Regions from separate parts of the Homo sapiens genome. Here region 2 is linked to region 1. Evidence: chromatin loops called from intact Hi-C (ENCODE). Cell type or tissue: heart right ventricle. All regions are shown on one strand. Each heading gives the region's core, and the rest is flanking DNA. Links, peaks and the distances in the headings are about the cores only. Region 1 overlaps RTCA (RNA 3'-terminal phosphate cyclase). Region 2 overlaps DBT (dihydrolipoamide branched chain transacylase E2).

The links. Peaks named below come from ENCODE experiments on the same cell type or tissue, not always from the same donor. Only the 100,000 strongest peaks of a DNase experiment are listed, where the experiment ranks them.
Region 2: a loop joins it to region 1, with 5 times the contacts of the local background. A loop is called at or near these places in 3 of 110 quality-filtered maps.

Annotation. Positions count from the first base shown.
Region 1 is chr1:100,267,072-100,282,982 of GRCh38, reverse strand. It overlaps RTCA (RNA 3'-terminal phosphate cyclase), which reads right to left. Exons shown (of 11, transcript NM_003729.4): 3 at 14,688-14,831; 4 at 12,303-12,426; 5 at 9,531-9,589; 6 at 8,018-8,159; 7 at 7,260-7,384; 8 at 5,667-5,725. MIR553 (microRNA 553) reads right to left here and starts at 1,742; the gene lies at 1,675-1,742. In heart right ventricle, for the core only: no CTCF peak of the experiment used is centred there; no DNase peak of the experiment used is centred there; H3K27ac peaks cover 154 bases.
Region 2 is chr1:100,213,484-100,229,780 of GRCh38, reverse strand. DBT (dihydrolipoamide branched chain transacylase E2) reads left to right here. Exons shown (of 11, transcript NM_001918.5): 5 at 11,034-11,155; 6 at 13,582-13,798; 7 at 14,798-14,964. It also overlaps the pseudogene BRI3P1. Among named protein-coding and RNA genes, the nearest start is that of DBT, 28 kb to the left of the region's middle. In heart right ventricle, for the core only: no CTCF peak of the experiment used is centred there; a DNase peak (open chromatin) is centred at 11,744; H3K27ac peaks cover 2,005 bases.

The DNA of each region.
Region 1 (15,911 bases), core at 3,877-11,876:
TCTACTAAAATAGCCAGGCATGGTGGCGCACACTAATAATTCCAGCTACTCGGGAGTCTGTGGTGGGAAGCTCTCTAGAGCTCAGGAGGCAGAGGTTGCAGTAAGCCAAGATTGCACCACTCCACTCTAGACTGGGCAAGAGAGTAAGACTCCCATCTCAATAAATAAATAAACAAACCTGAAATTCATTAATGTTCATACATACCTTACACACATAGCTTGAAGGCAACCTTATACAATGTTTTAAATGATTTTGTGCATAAAACAAAGTTTTGTGGCATACTGCCACTTGAAAAGCTTCTGATTTTGGAATATTTCAGATTTTAGATTTTTGGATTAGGAATGCTCAACCTGTAGGAGTATTGCATACCCACTATTTATCTACCATGCTAAGTAATAGAAACCAGATCCTTTGCTAAGGAGGCATTTAAAATACACATATATTAGAAAATTAGAGGATAATTAAGTGCTAACTCTGTGATATAAACTATATACCCGACAGGAGTTCAGAAAAGTAAGAGATTATATAGGTTCTAGAATAATTTGAGGTTTCATAAAGCATGAAGGACTTAAGTGAGTCCTTGAAAAACAGCTAAAATAGGGATGGAGGATGTAAAGGAAAAGGAAAGAACTTCCGGCTTTGTAGTACTAGAAAACAGCAGGTACACTAAAGTTTTCTGCCATGTAGCAAAGAATTCCTCAGAGCCATTCACATTCCTTTCCACCCAGCCACCTTGATAGTAATGGCATGAATGGTTCTACATTACTAACTGCCATTACTAGCAGTCTGTAGCAACTGAACATAATAAGCAAAATATGAGAATCTTGCTTATTAGTATTATACACACCAAAAGCAAAATCTCAATTTCTTCTGAAATCTTAATGCTTTTCTAACTAATTGCCAATCTTCTCACATTTTGGATGTTTTTAAACAAAGGTCTCAAGGACTTGTTTTAGGACATCAGAGAGATGCCATGAGGCCGGCACGGTGGCTCACGCCTGTAATCCCAGCACTTTGGGAGGCAGATTACTTGAGGTCAGGAGTTCGAAACCAGCCTGGCCAACACTGTGAAACCCCGTCTCTACCAAAAATACAAAAATTAGCCGGCATGGTGGCACACACTTGTAATCCCAGCTACTTGGGAGGCTGCGGTGGGAGGATTGCTTGAACACAGGAGGCGGAGGTTGCAGTGAGCCGAGATTGCTCCATTGCACTCTAGCCTGGGCGACAAAGCAAGATTCCGTCTCGAAAAAAAAAAACAAAAACAAAAACAGAGAGATGCCCTGAATTACCACATACACTGAGGGAGGGAAGGAAGGTGCTTGCTATAAGTGAGGCAATTACTATACAAAGGAAATAAAGATTGATTAACCAGAGGCACAATTCATTTCAGCAGATTATTTTGCTCCCATAGTAAAGAATATAACTAACTGTAAGATAAGAGTAATGAAAGATCACACAGATACGCAACAATGGAAAGACAAAACACATTCTGTCTATAATGCAATCACTTAAAGTTGGAAGGGATCCTTAAACATAGATCACAATCACGGTCCAATATCATTTTTCAGATAAGGAAAGCCCAGAGTCACTATGCATGATAATGACAGGACATGGGACTAAAATTTAGGTCTTCTCACTCTCTGTTTAGTGCTCTCTATCATAACACACTGCCTCAGTCTAAAACAGCGAGATTTTCTCAGACAAAACAAAATCTCACCGTTTTAAAATAAAATTGAAGAATGTTATAGTTAGAAGGATTTTGGAGATTCTCCAGGCTAATCTTCTTGCTCAACATATAAGGAAACTAAGATCAAAATGGTTATAGTAACTGAGACAATGATAAAGACATCTCTAGTTACAACTTCCTGCCTCTACCACCTATGGTGGTATTGACAAGCAGCCAATGTTCCTTCTGGTGATAACCCTAAGAAATTAGGATTCAAGGTCTGGTAGTTTTGTTTTATTTTTTTGAGACAGGGTCTTGCTCTATCACCTAGGCTGGAGTGCAGTGGTGTGATCTCAGCTCACTGCAACCTACACCTCCTGGGCTCAAGTGATCCTCCCGCCTCCTGCCTCAGCATTTAGAGTAGCTGGGACTACAAGCACATGCCACCATGCTCAAGTAATTTTTGTATTTTTTGTAGAGACAGGGTTTCGCCATGTTGCCCAGATTGGTCTTGAACACTTGGGTTCAAGTGATCTGCTCACCTTGGCCTCCCAAAGTGCTGGGATTACAGGCATACGCCACCACACCCAGCCCCTAAATCCAGTAATTTTCTAGTTAATTTAAATCAGAAATGAAAGGGGATCTGGATAATAGAGGTCATGACATTCTCTCTGAGATCCTTAATATATAGACAAGCTGGATTGAGAAGACCACAAGTTACTTTTGCATTTGCTAACATCTCATTTGACTGATGTGCATGATAGGAACCAAGGAAGGATACCAGGAGGAGTCAGTCAATCTCAGCAGGCATGTTGCTCTCTCCTCTATTCTCTCCTAACACCCTAAGTCTAAAAATAAGTACTGTGTACTCTACAAGTGTTTTATCCAAAAACTACTTTAAAGTACAAGTTGCTTCATGTGACAAAGTGAGAAAAAAATGCTGACAGAACATTAGAAAATTTTTTTCAGGCCTGGTAAAAAAATTCCATGTATTACTGATAAAGTAATGATCCCTTTACAATCAATCTCAACGCAGCATATCTAAAATTATCATCTACCCTGGCAAACTAACTCTACCCCGTATATTCACAAGAGGTAAATATATCCAGTTACCTAAGCCAGACATCTAGAAGGTCATACTTTACACTGCCTTCCTCACTTCCCATACCCAACTGGCCAGCAAATATTGTCCATTCACCTTTGCAAATACCCTTTTATCAGTATTCACCTCTCTAGCCCAGCATTCCTTGGCACAGGCCCTTACCATTCTGACCTGAATTGTAATGAACTCTTATCTTCCTGCCTCTAATATGGCTTTCTTCTACTTCTCTGAATTATCTTTCAAAAACTCTCATATCACATCCCTCATTAAATGCTCTATATTTCAGGATGAAATGTAAATTCCTAGATATAACCTATAGCCTTTCAGAATCTGGCCTGTCGATATTTCTGTTGTCATCTCTCTCCATTCCCTTACCCAGATCTATTATCCACTTGCAGTTGCTTGCTCAAACACAGAACACTATTTTTTTGGTGACAGGGTCTCACTGTGTCACCCAGACTGGAATGCAGTGGTGCAATCATAGCTCATTGCAGCCTTGAACATCTTAGGATCAAGCAATCCTCCCGCTTCAGCCTCCTGAGCAGCTGGGACTATAGGTGTGAGCCACCATATGGGGCTACTTAAAAAAAAAAAAATTTTAAGAGATGGAATCTTGCCATGTTGGCCAGGCTGTTGTCAAACTCCTGGCTCAAGCAATCATCCTGCTTCAGCCTCCCGAGTAGCTTGGACTAAAGCTGCATGCCACCTCACCCAGAATACTTTTGTATGTCAAATTTCTTTGTCCTTCCTCCTTAGCTCTCACTTTTCTATCCAGCTAACTTCTATTTACCCACAGAACCCACTGGAGGACCATTAAATGGCAGAAGGCAGATTTGGTGTCAATCAGTCCCCAGAAGGATTCCCTTTGCTTCCCCTGTATTCCTATGGTACCCTGGGGATACCACTATCATAGAACTGGTCTGTTTCCTCTGCCAGAATAACCCAGGAGGCAGGAATCATAGCTGTCACTTTTGAATCCCTAGTACACAGTACCTGGCACATTTGGTAACCAGTAATACAAACAAACTCACACTTCTCCCAATGCCTGCTAAGTACTTATTACTTGTAATATGTCTGCTCCTAGTCTCCGTTTTATATTTGTATTCTCTTTGCTTCTAAAGACTGTTGTAGATAGTGCATGCAGTGGCTCAATATCCACACTGATTCCTCACTGCACCTAATATGTAATTAGTATATGCCAAATACATATTTTAGATCACTATTTCTCAAACTTCAGTATACATTAAAAGTACCTGGAAAGTTTGTTAAAATGGATTCCTGGGCCCCACTCCCACAGATTCTAATTCAATACGTCTGAGGTAGGTCCCAAAATCTGTATTTCTAACGAACTCCCAGTTGATGCTGACAAGTTTGCCTGTCTGCCAACCACATTTTGAATAGCACAGTTTTAGACAGAATTCATTTATGTGAGTTCAACTGGAAATGGTGATTTTATTTATTCTCTTGATCAGATTTGATGCCCAACTAGTTCTAGATTTACCAACTGAGCAAACTGAAGAATTCCTAATTTTTTTTGTATTCAGTAGTAATAGTGTGGCTTAACAGCATAGCTAGGGTAAACATTTTTATTTGTTTATTTATTTTGCAAAGACAAAGTCTCACTACATTGCCCAGGATAGTCTTGAACTTCTGGTCTCAGTAATCCTCCCACCTCAGCCTCCCAAAGTGCTAGGATTACAGTTGTGTACCACTGTGCCCAGCTTGGTAAGCATTTTTAAAGATGCTACAAAGTAGGAATAAAGCAATCAATGACCACGCAAACAACTAGAAGTTCACCTAAAAGTTGCCTGATTGGTAAAAGTAACTTTAAATATTAACAAACACATGCATGTATGTATCTTCTCTCTCTAATATACCAAACCTTAAACAAATTTCCCTTTCACAAAAACATTCAAAATTCTGAAATCACCAATGTAATAACTGATGCAGAGAAGAATCATCAATAGATGTTAAAACCACTGGATGAAAGCTGTTATGGGTGCAGGATAACCAGATGGCCTCAAAATATTTTCTTGGATCACTAGTTAATTACAAAGGTAAAAGGAACTTTCATGGCAGACAGATCTGCAGGACACACCTCCTTAACCAAGTGATCACACTCAACCTCACCAATAAAGGAGAAACTAACATCATGTGCCCCCTGCCGTGATACAGTGGAATGTACACAAAATCACCTATGTAGTATTCTTAATAAAAATGTTTAATCTGAATATATCATGAGACAATCAGACAAATTTAAATTGTGGGAAACTCTGTGAGAAAATGGCCTGGACTCTTAAAAATGTCAGTATCATGAAATGAACAACAACAAAAAAGGTAATGGGAGGATTGTGTATTAAAAGAGGGACTAAAGAGACTTGAGAAACAAATGCTATGTGCCCCCCCCCAAAAAAAAAAATTCCACATCGCTCTAAATAATATTTTGGAAACAATTCATTATGTATGAAGCTATCTGGTGTGTCAGAATAAAACAAATTCTTCAGGTGTAAAAATGGTATTATAATTATGTAGTTATTGCTCTTTGGACATATATGCTGCAGTATTCAGGGGTGAGACATGGCACCTGCAACTTATATTGAAATGGCTCAGAAATATACACAACAAACTAAATGTTCATAACTAGTGAATCTAAGAGAAGGTTGTATGGATGACTAGTTGAACTAGTCATTCAACTTTTCCATAGGTTTGAAATTTTCCAAAGTATAAAGGTGGGAGAAAGACTGAAAGTCTGAAAGTGTAATTGACTCTAAAAGAGAATCAATTAACTACATCCTTTTAAACTTTCATCCATCATTCTATAACATTCCAATCCTGATGGATTAAAGAATTCTGCAGTAGCATTGGGAACTATGGACCCCCTTCATTTATCTTACCTCGTTTACCAAGCGATGATCCAGCAAACAAACAGCCAGTGGAGGTCTCAGCAATAATTCTATGCAAGAAAAAAAGTTATTACTACCTTTGCTATAAATGTTCCAAATTTATGCAAATACAACAAAAGAGAACAATGACTATTAAATAGGCAGAACTAAATCTGGGCAACAAATTGCAAAAGTAAAAATTCTTCATATAGAGTGGTATGATTAACATTGTCTATCTTAATCAGACCAGTAGTATCCTTTACCACTTGACCAGGAGAAGTCACACCAGATTCTAATTCACAGGTTAAGAAATGTCTACCATGCCCCCCAACAAGTTAACATGTCATTAGCACTAAGTGGTACCATTTCACAGGCACACAGTACTATAAAGTGTTTCAGAATTATCTTAAATAAAAAGGTCGTTATGCAGAGACTTTGGTATTGTTCTACGGTTTTTAGATAGTGTTATCATAAGTAGAGCAAGCGTTTACTTTAAACCTTTTAATGGAAATTCTGAATGAGAGGATTTGGAACTTAAATATCCAAAAATGGTACTTTTATACTTCAAAAACATCAGTTAAAGAATTTGTACTAATACTTAAATCTATAACTCCTAACTGAATTAACATAATAGTTCTAGTCTGGTTTTTTTTGAGATGGAGTCTCGCTTTGTCGCCAGGCTGGAGTGCAGTGGTGTGATCTCAGCTCACTGCAACATCCGCCTCCCAGGTTCAAGTGATTCTCCTGCCTCAGCCTCCCAAGTAGCTGGGACTACAGGTGTGCACCACCACGCCCAGCTAATTTTTGTATTTTTAGTAGAGACAGGGTTTCACCATGTTGGCCAGGATGATCTTGATCTCTTGACCTTGTGATCTGCCCGCCTCAGCCTCCCAAAGTGCTGGGATTACAGGTGTAAGCCACCGCGCCTGGCCTCTAGTCTGGTTTTAAAAAGCTCTTTGCTATATTTATTTGTGAACTGATTTCACATTTGACGTATTTTATGCAACTGGAAATATTCTCATAGGACTAGCTTTAAAGCCTAACTTCTGATTAAACGTTTAAGTTCACTATATAAGGGAAAGGGATCTTACAAGGTAACAAAAGGCAAGCCATCCTCAGAAAAAATTCAGAATAATTGTCTTAATTTATCATACTGGTGTTTTAGGTAGGAATGTCCTTAAAAATATAAACTGAGGCTGGGCACAGTGGCTCATGCCTGTAATCCCAGCACTTTGGGAGGCCAAGGCAGGTGGATCATGAGGTCAGGAGATCAAGACCACCCTGGCTAACACGGTGAAACCCTGTCTCTACTAAAAATACAAAAAATTAGCTGGGCGTGGTGGTGGGCGCCTGTAGTCCCAGCTACTCAGGAGGCTCAGGCAGAAGAATGGCATGAACCCAGGAGGCGGAGCTTGCAGTGAGCCAAGATCACACCACGGCACTCCAGCCTGGACAACAGAGCGAGACTCCACCTCAATAAATAAATAAATAAATAAATACTTCTTAAAACTATAAACTTAAGCAAGAAACCCTAAAAATCTTTAATTTAATTAGATAACTATTTTAGGGTTCTCAACTAATGTGTAGGAAAAAGTATTGTCTCACATTATTCCATTTCCATTGCCAAATGCTTGGTCTTTAGGTTCTTGAACAGGCTGGATGTTAACATACAAATCCCGGATCTCCTTTCTGATGCATCTAACTGCTGCCGCTGCCATATCTTTTGCTACCTATTTTAGCAAGACAGAAAAATAGAATAAAACAATTACTGATTATTTGGAAAATTGTTTTCAAGACTTCAAAGACACATAAAATAATTGGTAGCTTTTACATGCATTATTTAATAACTTGATTTTCAAGAGAGCACTGAATTTTTAAATATGCTTATGCAAATTAATTTTATTTTTGTTAATTAATGTATCCATTAATACATATATTTCATCTTTTATTTTAGGTTCAGGAGGTACATGTGCAGGTTTGTTACATGGGTAAATTACATGTCGCTGAGATCTGGTATATGAATGATCCCATCACCTAGGTAGTGAACACAGTACCTGATAGTGTTTCAACCCTCAGCCCCCTTCCACCCTCCTCCCATTAGCAGTCCCCAGTGTTCCCATCTTTATGTCCATGTGTATTCAATGCGTAGCTTCCACTTATGAGAACATGTGGTATTTGGTTTTCTGTTCCCACATTAATTTGCTTAGGATAATGGCCTCCAGCTGCAGCCATATTGCCACAAAGGACATTATTTCTTTCCTTAAAAAAATGTTAAGTTCTCTCAATAATTTCAAAATTTAGTTGACATAATATTTATCAAGACACACATATATTTTATTTCTAAGAACATCTAAACAACTTACTTTAAATGGCAAAACACCAGCAACGAAAGCTCTTCCATATATCTTAGTCACACAGCCACGCTCAGTTAAATTTATAGGGTTCAATTGTTTAACTGGTGACATTCGAACAATCACTTCACCACCCCCTTTTGGGTAATATCCCCTATGAAAAGTATAACAAATGCCCACATAAACTGATTGCATGACAAAAACAAAGCTCTATATTACAATAAAATGACATGTCAATGATATCCAAACATGTAATCCATGGAAAGGTCTAAATATTTTAGGTCTGTATTTTGTAAAATTTTATACATTAAAAAACAAAATTTTGTCTGTACTATACAATGTGGTAGCCTTGAGATATGTGAAACTATTAAAATTAAATAAAATTTAAAAATCAGCTCCCCAGCTGCACTAGCCACATTTTAAGTGCTCAATAGTCACATTTGGCTAGTGACTACCATATTGGACAGCATAGATATGGAACATATACCCCAATGCAGAAAGTTCTATTTGACAGGGCTATTGTAGAATATAAGCGCCTTGAGGGCTAGACTTACCTATATTGTTCCTGCTATTTTCCTGTGCCTAAAACAATGTCTGGCACATGGTAGGTCCTCAAATAAATATATGATGAATATTTAAGTAGCAAAACACTTAAAAAGTTTTAATTCAATTAATTGGTGTCATTTATTTTACAGCAGACGGTGAGAAGACAGTACTCCTCCCCTCAAAGAGCTCACCATCTGGTAGGGAGATGGCTCCACACACTGTCTACTAGAATACAGGTCAGGCTATAAGAAAGGCTACAACATAGGTGCAAATATGAATTCTGATTGAGGCACAATCACAGTTCATAAAGAATTATAAGTTTCACGTTGAAAAAAACATAGGATTTCTAACTTTTGGGAGAGCAGGGGAAGAATAACATGAACAAAGACACAAAAGTCCAAAGGCACAAAGCATATTTAAGGAATAACAAGCAAACATATTGTTAGAATACATAACACGTTGAAAGGAGGAGAGGGACGAAGAAGTTAGAAAAGTTAGGGCAAGACTTCAAAGCACTTAAATGCCACACCAAGAAATATGGCCTAGTGATTGTGTGGCAGAAGGGAAGCCTTAAAGAGAAATAACCTGAATGCCCAATGTGTTTCTTAGGAAAACAATTCTGATCACATTGTGGAAGAGAATTCCTTTTATGACCCCTTAGTGTCTAGTCCAGTTGTCTACACACAGTGAGCACTTAAGCTGTGCTGGGGCATGAAATATCACTAGATATGAGGGTACCTCACTGTGAAAATTCCCTTGAAAATATTTTCCCTAGAAATAAATAACCATGATGTGTAGCTGCTCTCGAGTCCCCATGCTCCTGCTATTCATTATTTTTAAGCCACAAAGTACAATTACTTCTTACAAGAGATGCAATGTATTAAGTGGGTACCAGAAAGACAGTTCTCTAAGGGTCTAACTTTTCCACTACTTCTAGCGTAAGTAATAGATCCTAACATTTAAGAAACAAGCAACTTACCTTGTTTTAATGTCACAATTAAATATGAAACCAAATTTTTCAACAATTGGCTTGAAGACCTGAAAAAATCAGTTTTTATCATTAGGTTAATCAGCAATATTCACTAATTTAACAAGTGTATTTATTAAACAAAAGCGCTTTGCTGGCTAGTAACTGGGTGCTATAGGTAAACAGTGTTATAAGAATATGTAGGCTGGTTCCATTTTTTTCAAATAAAAAAACTGATATGTAGCTAAATTTAAAAGTTTGACATTTATTTAATCAGAGCTGTGCAAGTCTATCTAACGAAAAAAATTGGAACTTAGGATATTTGATATCAGTGGTTATTCTACTCCGAAGGCCAATACTTCCTCACGCATCTCAATATAGTACATTTAAGAAATGAGGGGGTATTGGTGAAGAGCATTCCATTCTGTCATCTCAATTTTTTGTACAGTTGAAATCTCATTCCACAGACAATGCTTTAACATTATAAACATAAGCATTTTCCTGACATCATAAAATTATTCCTAAACAAAATCTGAATGACTCCATGGCATCCTAGCCTAATTGACTTAACGGTTCTCCAAGTTTTCATTATTAGATAATGATATATCTTATATAATGATAATTACAGTATATAATGCTCTGTTCAAATACCTTTAACATTTATCTTTAGCTGAACTTTGCAATATTGAATTAGAGGAGTTTCCTTGAAGTCAAATTATTAGGTGAGGAGAGATTAATTTTTATTATACATCCCATCGAACTGACTTTGAAAAGATTATACCATCTATTAGAATGGCAATATTTCAGAGAAAGATGGTGTTTAAGCCTGATGTCTAAGGCAACTCTTTGAGATCTACTCTAGAGATTTACTTATTTCTCTGGGTTGTCTCCTATGTATCCAGGAGGTATACAGGTTATTAACCTTGTTTTGTGTTTTTTTTTAAAGGCAGAAAAAGCTTAACAAATAAAAACCTGAAAATATCAAGTGCTAGGATGGATACAGAACAGCTGGAACCCTCTATTTGATATTTATTTTTATTTTAGAGATGGGGTCTCGCTATGTTACCCAGGCTAGACTCCAGCTTAAGCTCAAGAGATCCTCCCACCTCACCCTACCAAGTATTAAATAGCTGGGACTATAGGCACACACCACTGTGCCCACTTCAGCTGGAACTCTCATATAGTACTGGTAATAATGCAAAATGTAGCCACTTTGGAAGCTAAAATAACCTGGCTATGTATTATAAAGTTAGACATTTGCTTATTATAACAACCCAGCAAGTATTTTCCCAAGAGAAATGAAAATGTACAATCACACAAAAACTTGTATATGAATGTTAACAGTAACTTAATTTATAATTGCCAAAATCTGGAAACACCCAAATGCCCTTCAATAGATGAATGGATATGCAAACTGGTACATCCATATACGAGAACACAACTCAAGTTTTCATTGCAGATACAAGCAACATGGATGAATCTCAAATGTATTATGGAGAGCAAAAAACCCAGACTCAAAGCCTACGTACAGTATTATCCCTTATATGACATTCTGAACAAAAGGCAAAACTATGACAGAAAACAGATCAGCAGTTGCCAGGGGCTGAGGCTCAGGACTGATTACAAAAACGTATAAGGGAATTTTTTAGAGTAACGGAACTATTCTATGTCTTGATTGTGGTAGATGGTTCATAACTGTGAATCATGTCACTGTCAAAAATCACAGAACTGCATGTTAAAAAGGGTGGATTCAATTGAAAAAATTACACTTTAATAAATCTAGAAGAAAAAAGATTATACCACTTTTCTCTCCCACTAGTTATATGAGCATGCCAGTATTTTTTAAATCATTTTTTAAATGTTTGATCCTAGAATGGAAGGGGCTTAATAGAAAAAAAAAGTTTGAGTTTCCCTCCAAATCATAATCCTTGTATTTATAAAATAACACATCACAACTGATATAATTTATATCACACTCGAGGTGTTTTTTGTTTTTTTAAAGACAGCATCTTGCTTTATCACCCAGGATGGAGTGCCAACATAGCTCACTGCAAACTCAACCTCCCAGGCTCAAGTGATCCTCCCACCTCAGCCTCCTGAGTAGCTTGGACAGGTGTGCACCACCATGCCTGGCTAATTTTTCTGTGTGTAGTGTTTTTTGTTTTTTATTTATATTATTTTTTTGTAGAGATGGGATTTCACCATGTTGCCCAGGCTGGTCTTGAACTTCTAAGCTCAAGTGATCTGCCTACCTCAGCCTCCCAGAGTGCTAGGATTACAGGTGTGAGCCACCACACCGGGCCCTACACTTGAGTTTTTTTTTTTAATTCACTATAAACACTATTCCAAGATATAACAACAAACTTAAAGTAAACATAATTCCCCACCCCCTACTGCAATAGACACATTTGGGAGGCTGAGGTGGGAGGATCCTTAGAGCTCAGGAGTTCAAGACCAGCCTAGGCAACATAGTGAGGCATCGACTCTACAAAAAATTTAAAAAAATTGGCTGGGTGTGTGCCTGTAGTCCCAGCTACTCAGGAGGCCAAGACAGGAGGATTGCTTGAGCTCAGGAGGTTGAGTATGCAGTGAGCTGTGATATGCAACTGTACTCCAGCCTTGGCAACAGCACTGTCTCAAAAAAAAAAAGAAAGAAAGAAAGAAAAGACACCATGAAGAGATAAACAAGAAAGTCACAAAAAAACACTCAGGATATATTTAGAGAATGGAGACTCAGAAGCATGTATGAGATCATCTTAGTTTGTCAACAACAAAAGCCCTTACCATCACTGTATAATCGATCTGTGGTGCCATTTCAGCATTAGTTCCACCTTTCAAATGAAGTTCTGATGGAGAAGCAGCAAAGAGAACACACGGCATTGAGACCTGCATCAAGAGGCACACACTCCTAAGGAGAAGGCAGAAGGGGCTTATTTTCATTTTCTTTTCTGCATTTTCTTTTCAAACTCTTAAATAAGCTATATTCTTGTTCATCACTACCAACTAAAGCACAGACAACTGTGAAGGCAGGTATATGCCATTGAGTTTCTAGTTAAAAAACATTTTAGTGTCTGAATAGTAAAATCCTGAATTTTAAAGAAAAACAGTATTTCACCATAGAAAAATAGCTTTAAATGATAACCAAACCTGGGTCTGAATCTTCAACTAAACACATTAGCTGTGTGACCTTGGCTAAGTTCTGATACTTTTCTTTATATTACAAAAAAGTAAAAAAGAAAAAAAATTAAAAATAAAACCTTCTTCAAAAGTTTTACAAAAGAATTCTTGAAACTAGCAGTTTATGAAAATGCTTTCAAAATAGACAAGGTCTGGATATGATTAGTTACTATATAACAAGGTACTGTTCCAGGTATAAAGATATAGTTCCTGTCATTGTGGAGTTCATGATATGATAGAATAATATTTTACGCAGCCATAAAAGAGAATGAGTTCATGTCCTTTGCAGGGACATGGATGAAGCTGGAAACCATCATTCTCAGTAAACTAACATAGGAACAGAAAAGCAAACGCTGCATGTTCTCACTCATAAGTGGCAGTTGAACAATGAGAACACATGGGCACAGGGAGGGGAACATCACACACCAGGGCTTGTCGGGGGGCAGGTGGCAAGGGGAGGGAGAGCACTAGGACAAATACCTAATGCATGCAGGGCTTAAAACCTAGATGACCAGTTGATGGGTGCAGCAAACCACTATGGCACATGTGTACATATGTGACAAACCTGCACATTCTGCACATGTATCCAGAACTTAAAGTATAATAAAATATTTTAATAATTATTAATTTTAATAATAACAAACACTCACAGCTTGGCCGGGCGTGGTGGCTCATGCCTGTATCCCAGCACTTTGGGAGACAGAGGTGGGATGATCACTCGAGCCCAGGAGTTCAAAACCAATCTGGGCAACATAGTGAGACTCCATCTTTACAAAAAATTTAAAAATTAACCAGGCATTGTGGTGCACGCCTGTAGTCTCAGCACTTTAGGAGAATCGCCTGAGCCCAAGAGGTCAAGGCTACAGTGAGCCATGATCATGCCACTGCACTCCAGCCTGGGAGACCAAAAAAAAAAAAAAAAAAGACTGATAGCTAAATATTTCACATGGGAAGTTTTAGTGAAGTAATCCTTGCTTTACTTGCCTGTTTGGTCCTTATAGTCAAATAATGTGAGAAATCACAAGAAATAGTTATGTAACATGATGAATTTCATAAAGTGAAACACTTGGTCATTATCTTTTCTTTTTTTGAGACAGGGGCTCCTTCCATCACCCAGGCTGGAGTGCAGCGGCACAATCTCAGTTCACTGCACCTTCCACCTCCAAGGCTCAAGCCTCAGCTTCTCAAGTAGATGGGACTACCGGCATGTACCACCATGCCCAGCTAATTTTTATTTATATATATAAATATATAAATATATATATATGACGGGGTTTTGCCATGTTGCCCAGGCTGGTCTCAAATTTGTGAGCTCAAGCGATCCACCCACCTCGGCCTCCCAAAGTGCTGGGACTACAGGCGTGAGCCACCGCACCTGGCCTGGTTGTTTTCTAAATGAGCCATTATCTCCCTTCTCCAAAGTTAAGTGAAAGCAATCATATTCATAAGTAGTTTGAAAGGGAATTCGACATAGCCTCTTAGCTATCAAAAGACAGATCTTTATTTAACTCACTTACACAATGATGCTTAAGTATTGAACTGGGAAGTCTCTATCAGTAATAATGAATTTCATTAATTCAATGAATATTTATTGGACAGGTGTGGTGGCTCACACTTATAATCCCAAAACTTTGGGAGGCCAACGTGGGTGGATTGCTTGAGCTTAGGAATTCGAGACCAGCTGAAAAACATGGCGAAACCTTGTCTCTTTAAAAAATACAAAAATTAGCGGGGCATGGTGCTGTGTGCCTATGGTCCCAGCCACGCAGGAGGCTGAGGTGGGAGGACCTGTTGGGCCCAGGAGTTACAGCTTACAGTGAGCAGTGATTGCACCACTGCACCCCCGCCTGGGCAAGAGGGATACCTTGTCTCAAAAAAAAAAAACATAAAAGTAGGGAAACAAGCTCATAGACATTAAGCAACTTGCCCAGAAAGTGGCAAAACCTGGACTTAAACCCAGGTTACTTAAATGGAATGTTAAGTGATACATACCCTGCTGTCTTGGTATCTGCTGTGTGGATTCCACCTTTGATCTTCTCTGGTGTAAAGGTTATTTCTGTTGAGCCAATTTCTGCCCCCTCCAGTTGCCCATCACACAAATCTCGAATCATTTCCAGTCCAGATAAATGTTGAGGCCTTCAGGTCATAATACTGCATCAAAACGTGTGCATTCAGACTGCCTACATCCCCACATTTTATGACAAATTTATAAAACTGCAATGGCAAGAAAACAGCAAGGTCTAACCACAGTAAGTGCCACATCTTCAGTGTCAGCTTCCTTTTGGGTTTTTATGCACCTAGACTACCTGCTAGTATGTATCATTTTAACACTTCCTTGCAGACCAGTTATTTCTGACTATAAATACATACCCTGATATATTGCTGCAAATTAGAAGTGTGCTAAAGAAGAAAACTAATAGTTATTTCAGTGCCACCAGTCTCGCTTGCACTTGACTGAACAATCTATGGTGCCTGTATGGGCTGAACTATGTTCCCCCTAAATTAATATGCTGAGACTGTAACCCTCCGTATCTCAGAATGTGACTATATTTGGAGATAGAGCCTTTAAAGAGATAATTAAGTTAAAATAAGGCCACCATACAATCTTACTGGTGTCCTTATAAAAAAAAAAAAAACTAGAACATACAGAGACGCTAGGGGCAAGGTACACAGAGGAACCACCATGTGAAGAGGCAAAAAGACAGGCCTGGAGCAGATCCTTTTCTCATGGCTCTCAGAGGAAACCAACCTTGTCAGGACCTTGATCTTGGACTTCCAGCCTCCAGAACTGTGAGGAAATAAATTTCTGTTGTTTAAGCTCCACTCTGTGTGTGGCATTTTGTTATGGCAGCCCTAGCAAACTAATACAACACCTACAGCCTAATGAATTGGATTCCCCTGTTGGTGAACTGGAGGGCTGCAAACTATGACAAAGGCAATTAACATTAACATATCAGTAATTGCCTTTTGGTAATTTCAAAACTGTAGACAAAAGACTGAGACCGCTGATTTATTAAAATGTAATAAATACAGAATACATACAAAGCAATCAGTGTGGCTTCAAACCTGGGTCCTCTTCTAGCAGGTGCATGTACCTGAAGCTCAACTAGTGGCATGCCCAGCTACCCAGACAGAAGAAATAAGGTCAAATGTCAAGGTGTTTCCCTCTCCACAACAGATAATTCTGGTCATAACAGCTCTCTGGAGGTATGAATG
Region 2 (16,297 bases), core at 8,204-16,203, 58 kb after region 1:
AAGTTTTGTCATCTAGGAATCAGTTTTGATACTAGGGGCTGCAAGAGCAATAGGTTCTGTGACAGAACTCCTAAGCCAGCATTCCCTCCTTGGAAGTGCTGAGATAAAGATATCTCACTGTAATTCAGAAGTCTAATTGAATTACAGTGTCTGGCTGACACTTAGTTCTACAGTCGGTGGAACAATAACTAATATTACAATCTTTTTTTTCCAGAATCACATGGTATAATTTATAAAACTTTTTACACTTATTATTCTGTGAAATATTCCAGTTTAGCAGATGAAGAAACTAAACCCAACTAGAAAGGTTGGACAGGCTGGGCGCAGTGGCTCACGCCTGTAATCTCAGCACTTTGGGAGGCCGAGGTGGGTGGATCACGAGGTCAAGAGATCGAGACCATCCTGGCCAACATGGTGAAACCCCATCTCTACTAAAAATACAAAAATTAGCCAGCCATGGTGGTGCGTGCCTGTAGTCCCAGCTACTCGGGAGGCTGAGGCAGGAGAATCGCTTGAACCCGGGAGGTGGAGGTTGCAGTGAGCCGAGATCGTGCCACTGCACTTCAGCCTAGGTGACAGAGCAAGACTCCATCTCTTAAAAAAAAGGAAAAAAAAGAAAGGTTGGACAATTTGCTCAATGGTTGGTGACAGGACCAAAGTTAGAACTTAGATGACCTGAGTCTTTGTCCAGAATATTTTCTATGACATGTTGCTTCTAAAAGCTAGAAGGTGATTTATTGAAGGCTTCCTACTACTTTTTATTATTATAAAAGCAGGAGGGGTGCATTGCAGAAAGTTCTAAAATACAGAAAGCCAAAACAACAACAAAAACCCTAATGTTCACAAATCACACTCAATGCATTCGTGTATATCATTCCAGATATTTTTCTAGGTCATATGTGTACATGTAGGTATTTTTTTAACCAAAATAATATATTGTATATGCTGTAGTCCAATCTGTTTGCTTTGTTCATCTATGTTTTCATGACAGTACATTTCAATTTTATTTTTTTGTTTGTTTGAGACAGAGTCTTGCTCTGTCACCCAGGCTGGAGTGCAGTGGTGCGATCTCAGCTCACTGCAACCTCCACTTCCTAGGTTCAAGCGACTCTCCCATCTCAGCCTCCTGAGTAGCTGGGACTACAGGTGTGCACCACTGTGCCTGGCTAATATTTGTATTTTTTTATAGAGATGGGATTTCACCACATTGGCCAGGCTGGTCTTGAACTCCTGACCTCAAGTGATCTGCTGGCCGCATCCTCCTGAAGTGGTGGAATTACAGGCATGAGCCACCATGCCTGGCCTATTTCCATTTTATATGATCGACAGACCATATTTAGATTTCCTGAATTATCCCCAAAATGTCCTTGATATTTCAATTGATTTTTTTTTAACTAGGATCCAATATAGGACCATACATTGCACCTAGTTGTTATATCTCTTAAGTCTCTTTTAGTCTAGTTTATCCTCCTCTACTTTTGTTTCATGACACTCATTTGAAGAGATTGCCTTTGTTTTGCAGAATGTCAAACTTTTTGGATTTGTCTTGTTGCATTGTGGTGTTATTTAACTTGTTCCTCTAGTCGTTATATTTCCTGTAAGCTGGAAGTAAGTTTTAAAGGCTGAATTCAGGCTGGGCTCAGTGGCTCACACCTGTAATTCCAGCACTTTGGGAGGCCAGGGTGGGTGAATCACTTGAGGTCAGGAGTTTGAGACCAGCCTGGCTGGCCAACATGGTGAAACCCCATGTTTACTAAAAATACAAAAATTAGCCGGGTGTGGTGGCACATGCCTGTAATCTCACCTACTCGGGAGGCTGAGACAGAATTGCTTGAACCCCAGAGGCAGAGGTTGTGGTGAGCCAAGATTGCGCCCCTGCACTCCAGCCTGGGAGACAGAGTGAGACTCTATCTTAAAAACAAACAAAAGAAAAAACAAACAAAAAATTAAAATTAAAATTAAAAATTAAAAAATAAAGGCTGAATTCAAGTTAAATATTTTGGGTGGAATACATCATAGATCATGTTTGTACTTCATGTTGCCTCACATCAGGATACACTTAACATCTGATGACTGCCATAGTGATGCTAAGTTTAAACACTGAACTAGGATAATGATACCCTTACCCCTCTATTGTGGAGTTGTGTTTTCCCCTTTTGTAACCAGAAAATTATGTATGTAGTGTTAGCTTTGACACTAAATAAGTAGGTTCTAATATAATTTGAGATCCTTCCTAAATCAATAATTGCTTTAGTGGTTGTGGAATGATGATTTTTGGATTTTGTCATTCCTTTAACATTATTAGCTGGCATTCTTCTGTAAAGTGGACCTTTCTCCTCTCATCAGTTGGGGCTATCTGTATTGGGGCTATCTGTATGCTACCTGTATGAAATACAGTTCTTACTGGAAAGAAAATAAATGCTTAATTCTTTCCCTTTGCCAGTTCTCGAAGTAAGGAGTTCCTTTAGTAGTCACTTCAAATGCTGATAGTAATTTTTCCAGCATTCTCAGTGTATGTGTGAGTGTATGGTCATATGTCGCATAACGACGTTATGGTCAACAACAGACTGCATATACAACAGTGGTCCCATAAGATTATAACACATCTTTACTATACTTCTTTTATGTTTATATATGTTTAAATACACAAATATTTACCATTGTGTTACAGTCACCTACAATATTCAGGACAATAACATGCTCCACAGGTTTGTGACCTAGGAGCAATAGGCTATTTCATATAGCCTAGGTGCGTAGTAGGCTATACCATCTAGATTTGTGTAAGTGCACACTCAAGTTTGGATAATTGTGAAATCACCTAGCAATGCATTTCTCAGAACATACTCCCATCATTAAGCAATGCATGACAGTATTTCAACTGATTTCATGTGTTTAATTAATTACAATCATTATTCTTCTCAATGCTCAAATCATTGTAGTGGTGACCCCTTCAACCTGGCTCCTATGTGTTCTATTAACATTGTCCTGTTAACTTTTAAAAGCTTCCTTGCTTTTGGCACAAAAGATGTTCTGGGATTCACCTCATACTTTTCCCACCCCATACCTGGAATCATTCATTTCTTCAGGGGCTCTTGTTCCTTTAAGTATTAGTGTAGAATGAATAAGAGGCTATAATCTGGGCGTTAGGGGTGCTTCCTATTACTTTGATTCTAAATTTCTTTTGAAAGACATTATTGGCTAGGCACAGTGGCTCACGCCAGTAATCCTAACATTTTGGGAGGCTAAGGTGGGAGAATCACTTGAGCCTGGGAGCTTGAGACTAGCCTGGGCAACATAACGAGACCCCATCTCTACAAAAAATAAAAAAAAATAGCCAGGTGTGGTGGCGTGCACCTGTGGTCCCAGCTACTTAGGAGGCTGAGGTGAGAGGATCACTTGAGCCCAGGAGGTAGAGGCTGCAGTGAGCTGTGTTAATGCCACTGCACTCTAGCCTGGGTAACAACAGGACCCTGTCTCAAAAAAAAAAAAAAAAAAAAGGCATAATTTAGAAAAATTTAAAGAAAAACAAAACAAAAATTCACCTTTAGAATTAAATGAAATAAACACAGTTTTTTTTGGATTCAGATTTAGAAAGGAAAGAGTGTTTCATTCTTGGCATAAACTGACAAGTAAGGATTCTGAACAGTACTATGGATGTCATTAAATTAGAATGTCCAAGCTGGAAACCAGATTAGATACCAATTTAAGTTATCTAAAAAAGCAAGTTATTTATATGAACAAGTAAACAATTGGAGTTTGTTATTTGTTTTGTTTTGTTTTGTTTTTTGACATGGGGTCTTGCTCTGTTGTACAAGCTAGAGTGGCACGATCATAGCTCATTATAGCCTTGAATTCCTGGGCACAAGCAGTCCTTCTGCCTTAGCTTCCCAAGTAGTTAGGACTCCATCATGCCCAGCTAATTGGCCTTCTGATTTTTTTTTTTTTTTTTTTTTTGTGAGATGGAGTCTTGCTCTGTCTCCCAGGCTGGAGTGCAGTGGCACAATCCTAGCTCACTGCAACCTCCGCCTCCTGGGTTCAAGCAATTCTCTTGCCTCAGTCACCCTAGAAGCTGGGATTCCAGGCATGTGCCACCACACCTGGCTAATTTTTGTATTTTTAGTAGAGGTGAGGTTTCACCATGTTGGCCAGGCTGGTCTTGAACTTCTGGCCTCAAGTGATCTGCCTGCCTCCGCCTCCCAAAGTGCTGGGATTATAGGTGTGAGCCACCACACCTGGTGCTGGTTTTGTTTTTAGAGTTTGTTTTGACATCTCAAGTAAGATCCAACTTAATAAGTCTGGGTATAGCAAATTATAAAATCACAGTACATTTTGTGGGGGGCCTGTGTTTTTTCTGGAGAATTTTTTTTCACAAAAATTAATATTCTCTATAACATGATAAATCTTAAAGAAATTATGCTGAGTGAAAGAAGCCAGATCCCACCACTCAAAAGAAAACATGCTATATGATTTCATTACATACAATTTTAGAAAATCCAAACTAATCTCTAATAACAGAAAACCAACGAGTGGTTGCCTGGTGACAGAGTATGGAGGGTAGGAAGGGTTGGAAAGGAGGCATTACCAAGGAATACGAGGAAACTTCTGGAAGTGATAGACATGTTCATTATCTTGATTATGGTGATGGTTTATGAGTATATACATATTTCAAAGCCTATCAGATTATATGTGTGTGTGTGTGTGTGTGTGTGTGTGTGTGTGTGTGTGTGTATATATATATTTTTTTTTTTTTTTTTTTTTGGGGGGAGACGGAGTCTCACTCTGTCGCCAGGCTGGAGTGCAGTGGCATGATGTCGGCTCACTGCGACCTCCAACTCCCTGGTTTAAGCGAATCTCCTGCCTCAGCCTCCTGAGTAGCTGGGATTACAGGCAGGCGTGCACCACCACACCCAGCTAATTTTCATATTTTTAGTAGAGACGGGGTTTCACCATGTTGGCCAGGATGGTCTTGATCTCCTGACCTTATGATCTGCCCACCTCGGCCTCCCAAAGTGCTGGGATTACAGGCGTGAGCTACCATGCCCAGCCTCAGATTTTATATTTTATGTATGTGCAGTTTATTGTGTGTCAGCTCTATCTCAGTAAAGCTTAGAACAAAATTAATGGCATTGGATAGGTTATATTTACAGTAAAAATTATCTGACAGTATTCTTCATAGAGAACTGATAATTTGCTAGCCATTCTGTTTCATTTGCCATTCATAATATGCTTTAAACAATTATCTTGCATGCTAGTTTTATTTCACATCTGTACCTTTTTGCTTTTATATTTGGACTTGTTTTTTATATTTTTATTGTAAGAATAAACTATGAAGCATAAGCCCATGTATCAAATAAGCAGGCCTATAGAAATTAAATTCAGCTTAATGAGAGAAATTTATATATGCTTCATTTTAATTGTGGAAATAAGAAAGATTTCTAAATATTTTATGTATCTTTTCTTAAGCAAGAATTTGTAGTAATACTGAATTTATGTTTTTCCTGTCTTAATGCTAGTAAAACCAATTATATAAAAGACGAACACAAAGTCTTCTAGAAGTATAAATTATATTATTAACATTTTACAGGTGGAAAATTATTATAGCATAGAGCCATGAAGGGTAGAAGAGATCAAGACTAGACATCTTAATAGTAGTATTGGAAATTAAGTCCTATCTTGTAATGCTAATTATATTCTATAGTACTGTCTTTTGTAACATAGTAGTAGTCTGCTTTTCAAAGCTAGAGGGTCATGATAATTTTGGTGAGGGAAACTGTATTTGTGACCTCCAAGTCCTATCTATGAGTCCTTTGACTGTAACAGACCTCTACTTCAAAACAGTTTATTGGACTCAGGTATGCCAACTTGTATCTGTGACATATAAAAAGGCATATACTATTAAAAAAAATGACAAGTTGAAATCCAGTTACTTAATTTTTTTTTTTACTTAACATTATCACCATTATATCAAAGCTATTCCATGTTTCAGTGCCTTGTCTACTGTAAATGTGGTTTAGACCATGTGCAGTCACTCATGCCTATAGTCCCAGCACTTTGGGAGGCCCAAGTAGGAGGATCATTTGAAGCCAGGAGTTTGAGACTAGCCTGGGCAACACAGTGAGACCTCATCTCTACAAAAAATTTTAAAAATTAGCCAAGTGTGGTGGAGCACACCTGTAGTCCCAGCTATGCAGGAGGCTGAGGTGGGAGGATCGCTTGAGCCCAGGAGTTTGAGGCTGCATTGAGTTATGCTTGTGCCACTGCATTCCAGCCCAGGTGACAGAGCAAGACCCAGTTTCTTAAAAACACGCACACACAAAACAAACAAAAAAGTTAGACGGGTGGTAGTACACCCCTGTAGTCCTGGCTACTCAGACAGAGGAAACCCTGTCTCAAAACCAAAACAAAACTAAAACCAACTCAGTTTAAATTGTGTTACCTCGAGTTGTCTTTACAGCTGATGTGGTGACAGATGCTTTCTCTAGCCTCTATTTATTTAATGCAGTAAAATGATTCCTCACTTTTCTAAACAACTAAGCCTCTTTGTTCCAAAACTTTTCAAAAACTTTTTTTTGAGAGAAATCATTAATTTTGTTTTAAAAATTTCATACATGTTAATTCTTAAAGTGAGGATATTGAGTAAGCTTTTTTGATTATGCAAAGACATGTTATGAACATTCACCACTGTACTAGAAACAATACAATTCTGCGTTTGATTTTTAGTTTTTCAGCCCGTTTAGATTGTCCTTGTGCCAGGTCATCACCCACCTTCCTAACTTTCTGAGAAGACATATAACCAAGTTGATTAAGAAGTATTTGCTAACAAAGGCAAATAGGAGCTGATTGAGAGTGTAAATACCTTTCCTCTGGGTCAAGTGGACAGTTTTAATGCTGAGGCTGTGTGGCACCTATTTTAGGTACACTGGGCCATGAAGCTATGTTAAGATGAAGTTGCCAGGATGCTCCACCACCAGATAAGTGGAGAGTTACTGAACCTAACTGAGAGGTACCATGGGGCAGTGAAAGGAGGAGAAAGAGGGACATGAGCTTTAGCAGAATACTTTATAAAACTAATATTATTCTGCCATTATATTGCATTTACCCCTTAACATCAACTTGTATTGTTGATTGGTTTCTCTGTGCTAATACTATATATACATCTCATTTAACAAATGTAATATCTGCTTTTGACACATGGACCATTGAGACTCTGAGAGGTTAAATAACCTGCCTATGATTACATAGCTACTAAGTGGTGGAGTTAGGATTTGACCTCAGCTCTGTTTAATGTGAAAGCCCATGCTCCTAACCACTTTGTTACACTGATAATTTAGTTCAGAGAGGATGGATATCAGCTTCATTTTGCATCTAGAGTAATGGGACTTACTTTCTAACACTTTACATATGCATTATTTACAAAATTCTGCTACAACAACACAGTTTAGTTTACAAATATATAGATTTTATAATATTGAAATGTTTACCAGGATTAGTATAAAATGTTTTAAAGAAAAGCTCTTTGACATAAAACCATTCCAATAATGTAGTGTACCATCTAACTAAATTACATTCAGTAACATAAATTGCATGGTTCAATGCTAGGCATAGTAGGTGCTCTTGGTAGCTATAACTGTTCATTTTGTATAGCCTATTGTAGATTAAATTGATTGAATTCGCTGTTTTAATAATTTGAAGTGAAAAAGAAAATGCAATGAAATCTTTTCAGTTTGGATGTCCTTAATTTTCAATTTATGAACATTCGGACAGGAACTAAAGTTTATTTTTGTGCTATGAAGAAAGGTCTTCCAAACACACTTGAATACTTTAGTATTTCAAAGCATTTTTCTTAAAAGAATTTCTCCTAGCTGAGTGAATTAAGGGGATTACTTAATGTTATTCTTAGAAATACCTAAGAATATTGCAGTTTCACAGTTTTATCAATTCATATTATTCTTTTATTTAGTTAACCTGAAATAATGTGGTTTTATTATAAATTTGCTTTCTACGAGGAATTACCTTAACACGAGATTGACAGGCTTCATAAGAAAAAGTGTTTACTTACCAGTGTTTGTTTGCTTTTTCTTAAAATTAGTTAAAGCTTTTAAAACTGTACTCTAATTCCCTAACTGAAGATCAATCATCAAAGGCTAAAATCTCACATATTAGACTGTGATGCTAGAAACACTAAAGTCATATCAACTGGGGAGACTTGTGAAATTCAAATTTGGTCAACTTCATCCCCCTTAGAGTCCGTTTCTACATTGGTAACATTGAGAAATCTGTCCTACATACTCATAACATTTTTGTAATCAGAGGAGAAAATATGTGTAAAAACACTGAAGGAGGCCAAGGCAGGAGATCACTTGAAGTTAGGAGTTCAAGACCAGCCTGGGCAACGTAGTGAAACACTGTCTGTATTAAAAAAAGAAAAGCAAAAAATAAACATTTTGAAGATTATTTAAAATCTTCTGCTGTGTAGTAAGGTGGTATTTTATTACTTGGTTAAGTGACAGCTTTCTTCCAACAACTACATGACTATTAGAAATAATATATGAGTGACTTCTCACAAGTAAGTTTGTCATTCATATTTACACTCAAGTTACTCTAAAAGGGTAGTACTATGTAGGTAATATATCACAAAATGTTTTCCAGAAAGGTAGGTAGCAATAAATTACTTGGTCTTTTGGAATAATGTAATAATTTTTGTATGTTATATATTTGGATATTTATACATTCTCTTCAGCAAATATGCATTATCCAAGTTAGCATTGGAGTTCCTACCATATTGGGGTTCCTACCATTGAATCCCCTGATTTTCGTTTGGATCTTGGTTCCACATGCTAATCTTTCTTACTCATTTCTCCAATGACTTTAACAGATGTAGAGAATATACAGAGATTCTGAAAATTCAACAAAAATTATGCCTTGAACTATAGGAGTTGTATTCTAGCTACTTTGACCAGAAGGAAAATTTACTAGGGCTATGAACTAATGGAAACAGCACAGATTGAGTCAGCCCTAGGACTGAATTCAGCTCTTAGATTTATTAGGTGTCTCACCTTGAGCCAATCTGTTCAGTCAAACCTCACTTTTTAAACTGTCTATAAAATGGGGATAATAATACCTATCTTAAACAGTTGTAATGAAAAGTAAGATACTGCATATGCAGGACAGTATTTGACACATAATAGATGCTCAATACAAGTTTTGGGTTTTTTTCTCTTCCCTTCCTTACCTTTAGGAGAATTTCTTTGTAGCTCCACTGGGCCAATTCATAGACTAGTAAAGAGGAATGAATAGACTATCTTATCACGGTTGCAGTAGTAGAAGATTTTTATTTACCTAGAAATGAATGTCAAAACTGTCAAAGCAGATTCAGTTGTCTGTTCATTTTCAGAAGTTCTGTCAGTCTTTAATTTACCAATTCAGACAGATTCTGCTATATGTATACATCACTGATTTCCTAACAGCAGAATTTGACAATTAAGTGCTCTCAAAAACATTTTTTTTTTTTGCTTGCAGAAATATATGCTAGTAGCCTGAGATAGTTTTTCTAATAACAGGAATCCAGAACTAGAGAATAAAACAACCAAATTAGCATTAGCCACAGCAGTTCTTTTTTCTTTTCCTTTTTTCTTTTTGAGGCAGCCTTGCTCTGTCACCCAGGCTGGAGTGCAGTTGTGCAACCATGACTCATTGCAGCCTTGACTTCTTGGGCCCAAGTGATCCTCCCACTTCAGCCTCCTGAGTAGCTGGAACTACAGGCACACACCACCACACCTGGCTAATTTTAAAATTTTTTATAGAGAGAGGGTCTCCCTATGTTGCCCTGGCTGATCTCGAACTCCTGGCCTCAAGCAATTCTCCCGCCTTTACCTCCCAAAGTGTTGGGATTACAGGTGTGAGCAACCATGCCCAGCCACCACAGCATTTCTTAAACTATTCAAAGCAGAGCAAACTTTTACGTACTATATCATCTCAGGAAAGTGTTTAAGATTTTCATAGATTTTATATGATTCTTGTGCGGTTTTTTTTGAGACTGGGTCTCACTTTTTCACCCAACCTAGAGTGCCGTGGCGCCAACATGTCTCACTGCAGGCTTGACTTCCTGGGTTTAAGTGATTCTCCCCGCCTCAGCTTCCTGTGTAGCTTGGACCACAGATGTGTGCTATCGTACCTAGCTAATTTTTAAAATTCACTTGTAGAGATAGGGAGTCTCACTTTATTGCCCAGGCTGGTCTTAAACTCCTAGGCTCAAGTAAGTGATCCACCCACCTTGGCCTGCTAGAGTGTTAGGATTACAGGCATGAGCCATTGTGCCCAGCCCATTCTTTCATATAATTTATCTTACATTTGATCCTTATTCCGTGCTGTTTATAAATATAAATGAGAATTTTATTAGAAAAATGTTTAAAATACAAATTTTTTTTTTTTGAGACAGGGTCTCACTGTCATCCAGGCTGGAGTGCAGTGATGCAATTACAGCTCACTGCAGCCTCGACCTCCTGGGCTCAAGCAATCCTCCCACCTCGGTCTCCCAAGTAGCTGGGACCACAGGTGTGTGCCACCAAACTCAGCTAATTTTTAAATTTTTTGTACAGGTGGGGTCTCCCTATGTTGCCTCAGCTAGTCTTGAATGCCTGGGCTCAGGTGATCCTTCTGCCTTGACCTCCCAAATTGCTGGGATTGCAGGCGTGAGCCACTGTACCTAGCCACAACACATTTTAAAATTTCTTGAGGAAAACTCTCATGTTTAAACTTGTAGCTGCTATATTATTTCAACAGGAGTGACATATCCACCAGGTACTAATAATTAAAAAGTACCAGGTACCGGCACACACCCCCCCCCCCACTCTACCCATACCATTAGGATAGTTGTGTTTTCCTATTCTGAAGTAGTTCAACTTTTATACATTTAGACTATAAACTTTAATTTATTTAGATATTATAGGCCACATCTTAGTGGCCTTACTTTACATCTTAGTAAAAAAAAAAAATTTTTTTTCAACTGAAGTTAAGTTTTACCTTGTTACCAGATTCAGAAGAAGATGTTGTTGAAACTCCTGCAGTGTCTCATGATGAACATACACACCAAGAGATAAAGGGCCGAAAAACACTGGCAACTCCTGCAGTTCGCCGTCTGGCAATGGAAAACAATGTAAGTTCTCTTAATATTTAAGTCTGAGATTGTATAGGAAGTGTACATTTGTATCTCTGAAAAATTAGCCAACTATCCCATGATGAAATAGCTCAATGAAATTAAGGAAACATGAAGATATTTGCTACTGAAAAGCAATAGTTGCATAAAAATACATGGGAGAAATGAGAAGTTGTAAACTTATTACTTACTATCAATTGAGCAGTATGATTTTATTATTCTTTCTTAGAGCCTAATAACAGTAAGAGCTACCATTTACTGAGCACTTGTAAATACCAGGTCTTATGTCAGGTGCTCTAGAGGCACAGCATGAGATAGGAATTTGAAGGAGGGAAAACCTGTAAAGGGACTGAAGGAAGCAAGATAAAAAAGAGAAGAGAAGGGAAATTGGCCAGACATGGTTATGGTATCAAGCATCTGGCCTGTCCCAAAGCTTGCCATGGTCCTAAGTAAAAAAAGAAAGACTCTGGCCTGATCTGAGGGTGCAAGGGAGAACCACAGAATTACTGCTTTGAGGCAAGGAGGCCGGCCTTTTGTATTTCCTCTGCCAGTCATTGACTGAATGGAAGGTGGAATGCCAGGCAGGGTGGCTCCCTGGCACTGGGATAGGTATTTACGTATTCTCATTTAACCCTGTAAGATAAGGAGCTATTTTAAGACTTGGAGGGTTTAAGTAACTAGTCTAAAGTCACACAGCTAACATAGCAAGAGCCAGAATTCAAAAGTGAGTCTATATCACTCCAAAACCTGTGCTGTTAGATGTTATATAAACCTCAACAATCATTGCCTCCATTATTTGAGCACATATGTGCCAGACACTATAGACACATCTGTAATCCTCACAAGGACCCTGCAGGCAGGTTGATTAACTTATCTAAAACCAAGTAAGCTGAACTAGGGATTTGAACACAAATCTGTCTGGTTCTGAAACCTGAATACTTTCCACTGTGCCCCACAATGAGACTTTTTGTTTGTCTCTTTTTGAGAAAAGTAAGGTTGCTGTGGGAAAAAAATAAAAGTTTATATTTTGTGAAATATGTAATAGAGTCATTAAAATGTTCATATTCTTTCAGCCAGTTATCCTGCCACTGGGGAACTATCCCAAGAAAATAATCTAGGAATCATTCTTCCTTGTATTTTATATAGCCAAAAATTAGAAGATGCATACACATTCAAATTATGTTATGTATCCTTGATAAAATGTTATGTAACCCTTAAATGTGTTTAAGTATGAAGACCATTTAGCATAACAGAAAATAGATATAGTAACGTGGAACATTAGGTTATTAAGGGCATCAGATGAAATAATGATTTAACATTTTGCTTTGAAATCTATAAAGCATTTTAATAATTTTTTTCTTAATAATATAGAAAGAAATATATAGAAGAAATGTATGATTTGGCTTTCCTAAAACACTCCCTAAAGATGGGTATAGAATACTTGGGTAGAGTGCTTGTATGATTACTAAAAATTAAATATTGGATTTAGTTATCAGAAATCATCTTTTTTCTTTGAATTTGCATATTTATGAATTGAGTTTGTTTAAAATTAAGAACCAGTGGCATTTACAGTTGTTTGTAACTGCCTAAAAATTATTTGTTTAAATTTTCATAGTCCATTTGTTACAAACTTAGTGTTTGCCTTAGTAAAGTCCTTTATTATTTTAGTCATCCTTAGAGATGCACTAATACAAATGAAATGGGGCCTATCCCTAAGAAATTAATACATACTATATATGAGGAGATCATTCCAAGCTTTTATGTTTATTTTTATTTAAATAGAATTAAATGTTTTGTACTGATCTTTCCAAAGCAACTACCAGAAAAATAACTAATTTGAGAGAGCTTTTGTATTATGATTATTTAAGTTGTTACGTTTTTAACTGGTAGCCAGTGTCAGAAACATTGGTCTAAATTTGGTATAGCATTTAGTTTCTCTTAAATTCTCAGCTCTCCCTCTTCTTATGTAGTCCCCAAGAATAGAAAAGGTCGAGTAAGAATTATGCAAGAGATTTTAAAATACTTGAGTATAAAAATGTAAGTTTTCAGCTGGGCATAGTGGCTCACGCCTGTAATTCCAGCACTTTTGGGAGGCTGAGGTGAGAGGATAGCTTGAGGCTAGGAGTTCAAGACCAGCCAGGGCAACAGAGTGAGACCCTGTCTCTACAAAAAATTTTTTTAAAAAGTAAGTTTTCATAAATAGCTCTAGATTATATATAATATAGATACCTGATGGTTACCACATGCATATGTGAACAGTATATACAAAAGTAATGATTACTTAAGTAGAAAATGAAAAGGTTATTTCCTTTTACTAATTTATTGGACAGATATATTTTACTGTCAGTTGATCAAATTCCATTTTGAAACTTTAATGATGTTTTTAAATAGTTGTATTTTTGGCATTAAAATATATCATTTTTTAGATTAAGCTGAGTGAAGTTGTTGGCTCAGGAAAAGATGGCAGAATACTTAAAGAAGATATCCTCAACTATTTGGAAAAGCAGACAGGAGCTATATTGCCTCCTTCACCCAAAGTTGAAATTATGCCACCTCCACCAAAGCCAAAAGACATGACTGTTCCTATACTAGTATCAAAACCTCCGGTATTCACAGGCAAAGACAAAACAGAACCCATAAAAGGTAATGATAATAATAACAATACTATAAGGCAATAGTTCATTTATTTTGGGGGAAGCTACCTCAGTAGATAAATGTATATAATATGGTGTTTTCAAGTCTTACTGAAGGGAAAGTTCAACTTCAGTCAGCATATAATTTTTCTTTTCTTTTCTTTTTTTTTGAGATGGAGTTTTGTTCTTGTTGTCCAGACTGTAGTGCAGTGGCACGATCTTGGCTCACTGCAGCCTCCGCCTCCCAGGTTCAAGCAATTCTCCTGCCTCAGCCTCCTGAGTATCTGGGATTACAGGTGCACGCCACCATGCTCAGCTAATTTTTTGTATTTTTAGTAGAGACAGGGTTTCATCATGTTGGCCAGGCTGGTCTCGAACTCCTGACCTCAGGTGATCCACCCTCCTCAGCCTCCCACAGTGCAGGGATTACAGGCGTGAGCCACTGCGCCTGGCCATAATTTTTAAATGGTGAAATAGCATAGCTTTTCCAGGAAACACTTACAATTTATGTGTATCATTATCTTCTGAAGAGTAATACGTTAGCAGGTTTCTTGAAATATAAACTTGTATATTGATAATTGCTCTGTTTGAAGACACACAGGACATTTTAAACATTCACTATTTGTAGTTAGCTTTCAAAATAACTAGTTCTGATTTGTTATTTATAAACTCCTGGAATGATTAACTTCCAGAAGAGTGGCTTTGCAGGAAAGCTGTTAGGGAAATACATGGCTTGCATTCTTTTGAATTTTTTATATAACACAGCATTTAAAGCAGTTACCTGCTATGTTATTGCATTTGCCACTGAGTGTCATGATGCAGTCAGTGTTCCAGCTTTGAAATTAGTGACTTTCAGTGTAATGTAATGAAGAGAGTAGTAAGAGGAAGGGTTTAACTGAGAGAGTAAAAGACATTAGAGAACCTTCCATTTTAGTTTCTTTAAAAAAAAAAAAAAGGATGAAGAGATTTGAGAATTTAAATAAATGAATAACAATTTAATGCTTTTCAGGCTTTCAAAAAGCAATGGTCAAGACTATGTCTGCAGCCCTGAAGATACCTCATTTTGGTTATTGTGATGAGATTGACCTTACTGAACTGGTTAAGCTCCGAGAAGAATTAAAACCCATTGCATTTGCTCGTGGAATTAAACTCTCCTTTATGCCTTTCTTCTTAAAGGTGAGATTCATTCATTTCAAACAAGGCTTGAGTAGGACATTTATTTGTTTGTTTGTCTTTTTGAGACAGAGTTTTGCTCTTGTCACCCAGGCTGGAGTGCAATGGCACAATCTCGGCTCACTGCAACCTCCACCTTCCGGGTTTAAACAATTCTCTTGCCTTAGCCTCCTGAGTAGCTGGGAATACAGGCACCTGCCACCACGCCTGGCTAATTTTGTATTTTTAGTAGACACGTGGTTTCGCCATGTTGGTCAGGCTGGTCTTGAACTCCTGACCTCAGGTGATCCACCCCCGCCCCAGCCTCCCAAAGTGCTGGAATTCCAGGCGTGAGCCACCATACCTGGCCCCAAGTAGGACATTTAAATTTTGCTTTGCCAACATGCAATATGTTGACTGTGGCCTTGAATAAAAATATTACTTTTCGCAACATCAGATAGTTAGAAAATGTGCCATTTCTTTGTTCAATAGGAAATTATAAAATTGAGATTTCTGTACTATATTTTTAGCTGCTTATCTTTGAGCTAGGTAGAGACAATTCTGCCAGTTAAGTAAAGCCTCTGATCCTAAAAGGATCACTCCAACCAAGTCTTGGTTTGAACTAAAATGAGACTTGATATTAATTTTGCAATATCACTGACATATATTTAATATTTATTTTCATTTACTCAACCAACTTATATTGAGGATCCTGGGAATCATTTCTAGTGCTAAGCCTTGGGACCAGTATAAAATGGAGTAAGACCATCAGCTAACCTTGAGCAGCATACAGTCTAGCTCACATTAGTGACTGTGCAGCAGCTACCATGTGCCAGCCTCCATAGTAAGCATGCTGTATACATTATCTCTCTCTTTTTTTTTTTTTTTTTTGGTATGAATCTCATTTATTGAAAAGATTATTTCTCACCTTTCTCAAATTGAAGACTGCAAAAAATAAAAGCAGTGCTTCATTGAGTTGTCATGAGCCTGGGGCAGGAGCAGCAGCGCTGCCTCTCCACGCTCCGGGAAACCGCAGCTGGCGTGTGCCACATCGGTCCCACCTCGCTTTACAAAACAGTCCTGAAGCTTAATCAAATAAAACTATTGAACACAACATTTACATTAGAAAAAGAGAGCTGGGTGTAGGAAAGGCCGAGCCTGGTGTTCCCTTTAAGCGAAGGTGGCTCCACAGTTGGGGCATCTTCGCTCCCTCAAGGCAAAACAGCAAATGAACCCAAAGGGGAACAGGATGATGGCCAGGAAGATGCCCAGGAAGGTGAAGCAGTCCTGCAGCCCCCCGACCCTGCAGACGGGACAGCCTCCCACGACCACGATAGAGTTGGTAGGATAGCGGATG